Linked DNA regions of Mus musculus: region 2 is linked to region 1. The links are chromatin loops, found by intact Hi-C in ENCODE. Cell type or tissue: heart. All regions are shown on one strand. Links, peaks and the distances in the headings refer to the core of each region. The heading gives the core; the rest is flanking DNA.

Region 1 (5,000 bases), core at 1-5,000:
AACTTCAAGAACCCAACAAGGGCCAGTGTAAAAACCATGATAAATAGGAATAAATAATACAATGAGAACTGTATTAGGATACAGCAAACATTACACTGATTATTACTTTTTATCTTTAATTTTGTTTGACATTCACTAAGGTAAATCTTTTTTAAAATATGCATTTTTTTGTATTATGTACCAGTGTTATTTATCTGCATGTATATCTGTGCTCCACGTGTGAGCTTGTTGCCTCCCACCCCACACTCCCTCTGCACACAATCAGGCCGGAACAAGGAGTCATGCCCGGGGCCTCTGGAAGAGCGTTTTTCCATCCCTAAGGTAAATTTAATGTATAAGAAAGGCCTAACTATGTTATATTTATAATTTGTGATGAGTTATGTAAAGCATACTTCTTGCACAAGAGGTTAAAGACTTGAATGTCCTTGTTTCTGTATCAAATACCATGCAGTCAGAGCGTGGGCTTTGGAAGGACTGGCAGATTACAGTAGGCAGTGTTGCTCAGTCCCTTGTTAGAGCGGACTTATTTCCTTTACAAAGCAGTTGTGAGAATAACAATAAAGGACTTAAACAAAAATTTAATGTTTGGTACTTTCTCCTTTCTATATTCACTGACAAATTTATTATACTAAAGACGCTTTTGAAAAAAGATGAGTGAGTTCATGGAGAAAATATAAACATCAAAACACCTTTCCAGCCCACTCAGTGCCAGTGGGGGCCTGCGCTGTAGATAGTAAGAGCAGCAGCAGAACTCAGATTAGAAAGAAATCCTTACCTTAGGAAAGTCAAGATTCACAACCTGGATGACTTCCTCAAACTGCTAGCTGCTCTTTATGTACCGTTCCTTATGGCCTGCTGCTGACTTCATCCTATTTCCTATATACCCATTTACCTATTTACCAACTACAAGCCTTCACCTCTAATCTGATCCTGCCTCTCTTCTCTTAGAGTGTGTCCCTGACTACAAATACAACCCTCCCCCCAAGATGATTAATCTTGATTTTCAGCTTGAAGGAATTCGACATCACCTAAGAAATAATGTCTATTAGGCAGCTTCCAGAAGGACTGACTGAGTGGGGGAAGGCTTGTGCTCATGGGGCCTTCCAACAGGCAGCCAACAGGCAGCCAGACGTGAAAAGGTCCAAAGAAAGGGCTGCCGTCCTCCCAAGATATCCGAGCGGTGGTGCCGCACACCTTTAATCCCAGCACTTGGGAGGCAGAGGCAGACAGATTTCTGAGTTCGAGGCCAGCCTGGTCTATAGAGTGAGTTCCAGGACAGCCAGGGCTATACAGAGAAACTATGTCTTGAAAAAAAAAAAGCAAAACAAACAAACAAACATACAAAAACCCACTCTGATAAATACAACTCCTTCACGGAAGGGACTTAGGCAGGCCTCATTACTTCACATTAGAAAAGAGAAAAGGGTTTGATAGTAACGATGATAGAAGGGGACACACAAGCTTCATCCACACCTGATTTAGCTCAGCAAACTACAGACTGACCATGGGAAATATTTAGCATGATCATGATGTATGTGTTTGTATGTATGTATACACACACACACACACACAGAACATACTTGACTATTTTGACTCAAAAAAACTGCAGGTTTCTGAAAACTTAGGAATGGCACCAAAAAAAACTGTCACTTTGTAACAAGAGATCTACATAAGCGAAGTAAGAAAACCCAAAAGAGGCCTTTTATTCTAGGATACCCGTGTCTGTCTACGAAAGTGTATTACAGAGCAAATGCTTGGCCTGGAGAGGCTGCCACAGTGGTCTTCAGAGTCTACTTAGGAAAATTGGTCTGCATAATTTGGTTCCTAGCACCCACATTGTTGGTTCACAACCATCTGTAACTGCAGTTCCAGGGGCTCAGAAGCTGATGATATCTGGCACTAGCGCAAAAATACATAATTTTAAAGTAATAATCATTTTTTAAAAAGCAAAAACAAGATGCCTGGCATGGTGGCGCACACCTTTGATCCCAGCACTTGGGAGGCAGAGGCAGGTGGATTTCTGTGTTCGACGTCAGCCTGGTCTACAGCCTGGTCTACAGAGTGAGTTCCAGGACAGCCAGGACTACACAGGGAAACCCTGTCTCAAAAAAACAAAAACAAAAAAAAAAAACAAAAAGAAAAGAAAGAAAAAAAGCAAAAACAAAACAAGACAACCAACCAGAGACAGTCCTAAGCATCTAGGCCCCTGTGCCCTGCAAGATACAGAGTCAGCTGGGGCTGATGCCTTGTGTATGTGATGCTTGGGTGTTATGGCTCCCATGCTCACAATACACACTGTTAGATTTATCTTCCATAGATCTCTGCTGTCTGCTCATCCTCCTGTCTCAGCCTTCAAGTACTGGGACTACTGGCACATAGAATATAGGTATAAGGCACCTACCCAGCTCAGAAGGTTAAAATAGTATCAAAAGAAAATATATTAATAAAAATATTTTAATTTTTTTAAAAGAAAACAAAGGCATATCCAAGAAAACAATGTCGTTAATTTTAAAGAGAGGTTTATGTTTTCAAAAGAGTTATAAAGAAAAACCAAGCTAATGATTGCTAAGTTCTTGTAAAAGGTAGAGCAAAATCTACCACAGTACCTTTTCTATCTGCTCCTCCGTCACTGGATGTACCTAAAAGGCTATCACTCTGAAAAGATACTCTGAAAGCCATAGTGTGTTGGCAACAAAAAGCCATTGGCTGAGAAGGTAATCTAAGCGCTCAGGAGGCTGATGGGATGTTATCAGGACCAGCCTGAGCTACCTCTTAGTAAGTTCCAATTTCAAAAACACACATAAATACAGATTTTTCAAAGAGCTGGCTTTGTAAGCCTGAGGATGTCCTCTGTCAAAGATTGGCCAGGGCAAGGATTTACAACCCTCCTCCTGCCACAAAGCAAAACAGAAAACAATGTGACATCCCAGAAGCCTGAGATTTCTGAGGACCCTGGTGAAGCTTTGTCACCAAAGGTTATTTTTTCCTCTCAGGGTGAGAAACTGCTGCCCCCTGTAGACCAACACCAGATTGCCAGGTGATAACTATTTTTTCTAATGGTCAAAAACATTAAAAGAAAAACCAAAAAGTAGAGAGTATCTAAAGAAGTTCTGGGCAAGAGAAGGGTATGGGGCTGACAGAGGTAACTAGGTAAAGAACATGCCTTCCACCTTCCCAACACATAAGGCACAAAAGGAGCAGCTAGCACTTTAAGGAAATTATCAGGCTTGTGAATCTTGACTTTCCAATAGAACTGAAATTTAAACTAATTATAGAACTTTTCTATGAGTTAATAAGAGAAGAAATGCTGAATATTAAAATTGAGCTGTTTTAAATTCATGTTGCACTTCTTTCTTGCCTACATTCTCAGTTCCCCAAATCAAAGTAAACCCTGTGAGTACACAGGCCATTAAATACCTATTCCCATTTGGTTATTGGAGAGGAGCAAAGGCTACATAGAAACTTACAGGAAAAGATCAATGAGAAAAAGATCACTTATTTTTCCAGCTGGGATAACTTAAAACTCGAGGTTTCAAATGGGTCCATTTAGCACCGCGGGTATCCACAGTAACAGCTGCAATTCATCTTCACATGCTATGTCTAGCTAACTTCTGAAGTCACAAACCTTGGATGAAGCAACTGCTGAGGAACTTGAGGGTGACGCATCTCTCGAGGTTTTCACTGACTGGATGGATCTCTCTTTACCTATGTGACAATGCCAAGAGAGAATATAAGGAAAGAAACAAAGTAAGACGGGGTTTCTGCTTCGTGTGTTCCTAATTCTGTAGCTGAATTAATGGGGAGAGCTAGATGTGTTCTTCATCATGGAAATTCCTTATCATATTACTGTGTTTAACATCAAACTCTACCTCTCTTAGTAACATCACAAAACATTAAAGTCATGTAGAATGAAATAACACCATAGGCCACAGCACTGTCAGCTGATGACCACAGAAAGGCTGAGAAAGGCAGAAGACATTTCCATTAGTGTGTCTCCTCACACTTCCTTGTCACAGCTAAGCAATCTCTACATACTTGGGCTTCTAACAACCTGGGGTGCAGTATTACCACCTCTTCCCAAGGTCCTGAGGACAGGAAGCCTCTACCCCAGCTGCTCTCAGCAGGGACCATTCTCTTCTTACCACCTCAGTCTTGGGCAGTATGCAAACCATGAGGTTCCCTGTTACTGATAATCTTTAACATATCATAGTATAAACATATGGAATGTTATTACAGTTAGTATGCAGCTATCACAGGGCATTCAGTTAAGGAGCTATACACAGGACATTTAGCAGATACTCCTAAAATATCCACACCATTTAAAAGAATTTAGAAACCCATTAATTCCGAACACTGATCCAGAGCCTGGCATGAATGATGTTAACAAATGTTTTTGTTTATGAGATAAAGTCACCATTGTTAGTTATTTCAGATACTCACATGACGTCTCATGGAACCATCTTTAATAGAAATGTAAGCCAGAAAATATATTAACAAAATTACTGTAGTAGGCTCAACAACCAAAAACTTATTTAATTTAGTTTTTAGTTAGCTAATTTAGTTAAGCTAATTTGTTTAACTTTTAACTTACATTCAACCCTATAATCTTAAATTCTGAAAACCTAAAATATTATTAACACAAAGTTGTTTTAGAAAGTGGCCACACAAATGCTGCTAAAGCCTGGAAAAGGGGAGGAGAGCCAGGAGAGCAGGCAAGGGCGAAGCAGACAACCAAGCCGCCTGCAGAGCACAGCAAAGCCAGCTCCAAATGGCGCCTCTTTAAACTTCCAGGCTACAGCTAAGCAAGCTCTAGAGACCTGGGGCGGTTTTAAAACAACAGCTCTTCCCAAGGTCCTAAAGACAGAAAGCCACTCCACACAGTGGCTCTCAGCCACAGGACACAGCTCTTCCCTGCCTGGCCCCGGGCAGTGTGTAAAGATATTCTGATTGTGTCCGTTAGAGAGTAGTGCTGACTTAAAACAACTGCAGGCCGAAGTGAT
Region 2 (5,434 bases), core at 197-5,196, 56 kb before region 1:
TGGACTGCAGCTCCTAGACAGGGATAACCCCAGTCTCCCTCATTCCAGGTGAACAGCGGTTTCTAGGTCACCCGGCTGGATTCTGTTTGCTGTTTCTGGAATTCTGAAGCGTGGGCACTTTTCACTGTGCTCAAAATGAAAACAAGTTAGCAGCCACAGGCTCAGTCCCGTGAATTACACACAGGCTGCCAGGAAAGAAACGAGGGAAATACACAATAGAATTTGTAACCACTCCTCTTACGTTGGCTACTTTTACTTGACATCCGGGCTCCTACTGGATTGTCACTTGTCTCCTTAATTTTTGTTTTTTTAAATTTTTATGTGATTGGGTATTTTGCCTGCATGTGTGTATGTCTGTACACTATGTGTCTCTGCCTGGTTCCCAAGGAAGACGGAAGAAAGCATCTTGGGTCAGATGCTCTCTTGACACATATACGATGATGGAGAAGCCATACAGCTGCAGGCTGGGATGTGTGGTTCTTTTTAAATGAATGAAATGGTGAAAGGAGCTAGCTAGTTTCCAAGAAAAGAGAGGGGTGAGAAAAGACAAAGGAGAGGCATGGAAGTGTTAACACTTCCTGTGGCTTAGAGGCCGCATGCGTGGATCACTCCTAAGATAATCCCTGAAAAAGTACACCAACTCTGCCAACCTCCAGCTTGCTTCTCCCTCTGATGGCTCTGGTTCTAAGGCTCCTTAACTCCTTGCCTCCTTGCCTCCGGACAACCGGCCCTAAGGCTTCATACTGCATTTAAATATTTAAATGCTAATGGTAGCAGGTACTGTGGTCACACCACCCGGTAAAACTGGAAGCTAACACTGGGATGAAAGTGGATCTCTGCTTTCCTACAATTGTGGTACCCTTTATGTTGTCGAGAAAGTTTGTTGAAAGGCTGGACTAAAACCTGTGTGAGTTTGTGGTTTAAAATGGGGACATTGCATCCAAGTGACATGTCACACGATTTACCCCCATCAGGATAGGGACTCATCCCACATTCTCAGAGAGAACAGCTCTAAGAAGGGATTTAGACCTTTGGTTTAGGAGGCAGAAAACATGGTCTCTCACCATTTGCAGAGCTTTTGTTTTATTTTTCTAGTTTTGAAAATAGAGTAGCATTTAATTTTTAAAGGCTCTTTTTTTAAAAATATTTATATTCTGTTGTTTTCCTCCTACCCCACCCCCCAGCCAGGTTTGGCAGCAGACAAATGCTCCCCGTTTCAAAATTCAGGTTAAATTGCATCGAAAGTAGCAGTTCTCCTGGTGAGAGCCCATGAGTTACTAATTAAAGTCTTAACCCCTAGTCTCTTCCTTTGACACACAGGGGCGGATCTTACAGGGCAAAAGGGAAAGACCCAAGCTGTCTTCTGACTTTCATTAACACGTCCCCTTTTATTGAGGGGGTGGAGGAATGCACCTCTGTTTCCAGTCTTTGCTAAGACGTGAATTGTCTGCACCTGTGTGCCACGGCTGGGTCAGAGGTGAGAACCCCCGCCACCGTGGAGTCGGAAATGAGGCTGCCTGCCCTTCTGTTGGGGTGCCTGAAAGCCCGTTTACTGGCTGGGGCGGTATCTTGCTGAGTCACCATTTCTCCTGCAGGAATGACTGCAGCCATGAGGCAGGTGCTCTTTTAACTCTGCCCCTTTGTGAGCTGTTCTCAAGTTCGAAGTTTAAAATGTCCTTGGATATTTTGCTAGCGGTGTATTTTAACAAGTGACTCCCCCGACCCCACCAACACTAAGAATTTAGTGTTGCACTGAGAGAATTGCTGAAACATCATTTTACCTCGGTCTGGGATTGGTTAGGATTTAAAGACAGAGGGATTAGGCTTTAACTCTTCTTATACAGGAGGCATTTGCCATCCTGGAACCCTCTCTGTAAAGTGACTGGATCAGACTAATAATTTAAAAAAATATATTAATATTTATTTTATGTGCGTTGGTGTTTTGCCTGCATGTATGTTTGAAGGTGCCAGGTCTCTAGAATTGGAACTCTAGCCAGTTGTGGGCTGCCATGTGGGTGCTGAGAATTGAACTCAGGTCTTCTAGAAGAGCAGCCATAGCCCTTAACCACCGAGCTATCTCTCCGGCCCCCTAACACACAAACTTCTTTATATTAAAATATGTCAGGATCAAAACGTTTAAAGAAAACTGGAATCGTGAAGGTTCTTGTTTTCCTTCTTAGTGCCTCGTGTGTGAGCGATGATTTTTAAGAACTATAAGACAAAGGGATAACACACCGTGCTACCAAAGCCAACATCTCAGCCTCAGGACCACTCCTTGACACCTTCAGTACCCTTTTTCTGAGACAGCTTTCTTATTCAGAAATTTAACACCTCACTTTGACCAATAGTGGGGCTGGTTCCATTTCACACTCAATAAGCCTTCCTAAACGTTGGTTGATAATGAGATTAAACAATCAAGTCTCCAAGCTGGACCCATCTGTGACCTGGCACCGTATCCAGTATTCCGAGGGGATTCGCTGACTGCCTGTCCTGGGTGTAGAAGTTTGATGTCAGGGATTAGAAGTTTAAACTGTACGGTTTACTTCAGGGATAACACTCTCGGCTGTCTCTGCTGCCTCCACTGGAAAACTTGCTTAGGAAATCTGGGGGACTGAGCAGGGTCTCTGCGGCCAGCTTTCTGGGCAAGGCAGAGCCCAGTTCCCCACTTCTGTTTAAACTCTTACACCTCGCAGGATCTCACGCATAGGTAAACAAGTCAAGCAGAGCCATCCCCTTACTCGAGCAAGAAGTATCCTTTAAAGGCAACAGAGAGCACTAGCCTGGTGGCCCGTTTTCTTTGGTACTGAGCTGGTTAAGGGAGTCACTTCCTAATTGCCTGAGTGGCACGGGGCCTGAAGTCAGCAAACCCAGGCGTTTGGTTCACTGTCTCTGAGCCCATCCATATGTAAACTAGAAGCTCTTGGTAGAGAAGCATTGCTTTTTAACACAGCGCCTTCTATGTCACCCACAGCAGCTGTCTCTTGGATGTCCTGTGACTAAGCAGCCAGCTTTAAAACTTCATTATTATGCCTTTGGAGATGGAACCGAAAATGAGCAAACTGGTCTTCGGGTGCCAGAGAAGCTCCACATCAGATGATGATTCCGGCTGTGCACTTGAAGAGTATGCATGGGTCCCACCGGGCCTCAGGCCCGAGCAGGTAGGTAGGAAGCAACGCTGTCCCCTTTGATGTGCTTTCCAGGGAAGTGTGGAACCTCTCATCTCCCTGGCTGGCTTTGCTGTCTAAGGTCTGGTTTGGTTTCAGTAATGCCCTCCTTCTGCCATCGTGATTAATGCAAATGCAGGGCACCACAGGCGTTTCTGATAGGACTTTCACAAGTCACCTTTTAGGGAAGAGAAACGTTCCTCATTTGGAGTTTTGTTTTTTTTTTTTGTTTGTTTTTAAATGGTAGGTGGGGTGGGGGAGGGGTGTTTGTCTTTTGAAATGGGGTCTCACTGTGTAGTCCTGGCTTGCCTCCAATTCACAGAACTCAGAGATCTGCCTTCCTATGCCTCCCAAGTGCTGAAATTAAAGGTGTATGCCACTATTACATGTCTCAAAGGTTCAGTAAGGACAAAAGGAAATAGAAGGACGACCTCCAGGCCAGTTCTCCACAATGCCCCTCTACGGAAGAGGAATGTGGTGTTGCTGATAAACATGGCCTTTGACAACTACAGTGGGGATCAGAGACACATCATTGTGGCACATCCTTTGTTTCTCTGTTTTAAAGATGGGAGCGATCTGCCTGCCTGTTTTTATTTCCCAATATCCTTATGATGAGGTTATTAAAAATGGTTGGTAGATCCTGTACAGGCAAAGGTATCCTTCAGAATAGAAGATGCCACCAGTTCTGTGCCTGATTATGAGTTACTGTTCTTTGGGCGGTGGAAGGGAACCCCTTTTGAGATAGGGAATCTTGGCCTGGAGAGATGGCTCAGCGGTTAAGATCACTGACCACTCTTCCAGAGGTCCTGAGTTCAAATCCCAGCAACCACATGGTGGCTCACAACCATCCATAATGGGATCCAATGATAGTAACCGTAAGGAAAAGCTTCTAGAACAATACAGGAAGGAAAATTATGCTGGTGTAGCAGTTAGGGAAGTGGAGTTTTGACGAACTGTTTCGTAGAGAAGATCCTTCCTGTCTTTGGATGGCATGTGTTTGTAGGTCTGCTTCTAGCAGACAAGTCCCAGGTCCCTAAACTCCTTTTTTTTTTTTTTTTTTTTTTAACTTGAATGCCTTTGGTTCCATCTCAGCAATGCAGGATCCTGCGTTCATCTTTTAGGACGCTCCTAAAAGACAACAATCAGATTAGCTCAGCATCTCCCTTCTCCTGCTTCCTTGGGGAAAGTGAAGCTGGATACTGCAGCTCCCACCGGTGACAGCCTGCCATGCCGAGGCTGGAGAGAACCGTAGAATTCCGAGAGAAAACTGAGTCTATTTGTGTAGAGGCTGGGTGTTGGATCTTGTCACACAGCCTGTGTGGTCACTTACAGAAGTCACCCAGCACTCTCCCCTTGATCCCTCAGCTGACCTTTGCAAGACTAGGGAAGAAGAGTCGCCATAAATGTGCACATTTGATCGCGCATAATTTATGGTGCCCTTAATTGTCACTACAAATTGCATTCCTGAGGAGCAATTTAGCAGCTGGATGCTAGTGGATGCTAGCAGATGCAGGTTTGCACCTCTGCTGAGTTGGCTCAGCTGGTCCCCTCATTAGCTGCAGGAGGCCGAGCCCTGGAAAGGAGGGAAGGATAAAGGCAGGCGGCTCAGCCCTTCCTCCTGTGTACTGATGTCACCATGCCCTGCTTCTGCCTCCACAGATCCAGCTCTATTTCGCATGCTTGCCAGAGGAAAAGGTTCCTTATGTTAACAGCCCTGGGGAGAAACACAGGATTAAACAGCTCCTGTACCAGTTGCCTCCACACGATAACGAGGTATAGTAACAGGAGGAAAGCTAATTAGTAAAAAGAAAATAAACAGTAAGCATTGAGGGGTCTTTCTGAAGTCCCAGCTCGGCCTCTCTTAAAATGCACCCTAAAAATACAGCTTCTCTCTCTCTCCCCTCCCTCCCTCCCTTTCTCTCTCTCTCTCTCTCTCTCTGTTTCTTTCTTTCTTTCTCTCTCTCTCTCTCCCTCCCTCCCTCCCTCCCTTCCTTCCTAGAGAAGAGAGAGAACGCCACCATAGCAGGAAGCCCCACATGGGTTTTGTTGTTTCTGATAGTGTTTTCAGCCACCCAGCAATTAACTATCAGGAGCGGTTCCTTCCATGTGCAGGGTGGGCACCTCAGGGTGTTTCAGGATTGACCTGAGCGCCAGTAGAATGTGGAGTGAAAACAGCCAGTTTCAGCCTTCGGAGAAAGGTGGGATCCTTTCCTGCAGTCAGTTCACATTCAGAAAAGAATAAGCCACGCCTGTTCTGTCAGGTAGCACGC

Evidence for each region. Peaks named below come from ENCODE experiments on the same cell type or tissue, not always from the same donor. Only the 100,000 strongest peaks of a DNase experiment are listed, where the experiment ranks them.
Region 2: it touches region 1 in a loop (2.2-fold over the local background); 4 of 42 quality-filtered maps call a loop at or near these places.

The regions. Positions count from the first base shown.
Region 1 is chr15:93,454,156-93,459,155 of GRCm38, reverse strand. Pphln1 (periphilin 1) reads right to left here. Exons shown (of 9, transcript NM_175363.4): 6 at 3,626-3,705. Among named protein-coding and RNA genes, the nearest start is that of Pphln1, 58 kb to the right of the region's middle. In heart, for the core only: a CTCF peak has its summit at 3,016 (motif pointing left); no DNase peak of the experiment used is centred there.
Region 2 is chr15:93,510,174-93,515,607 of GRCm38, reverse strand. It overlaps Prickle1 (prickle planar cell polarity protein 1), which reads left to right. Exons shown (of 8, transcript NM_001033217.5): 2 at 2,972-3,158; 3 at 4,824-4,937. The coding sequence starts at 3,027. Among named protein-coding and RNA genes, the nearest start is that of Prickle1, 83 kb to the left of the region's middle. In heart, for the core only: no CTCF peak of the experiment used is centred there; no DNase peak of the experiment used is centred there; H3K4me3 peaks cover 624 bases; H3K27ac peaks cover 819 bases.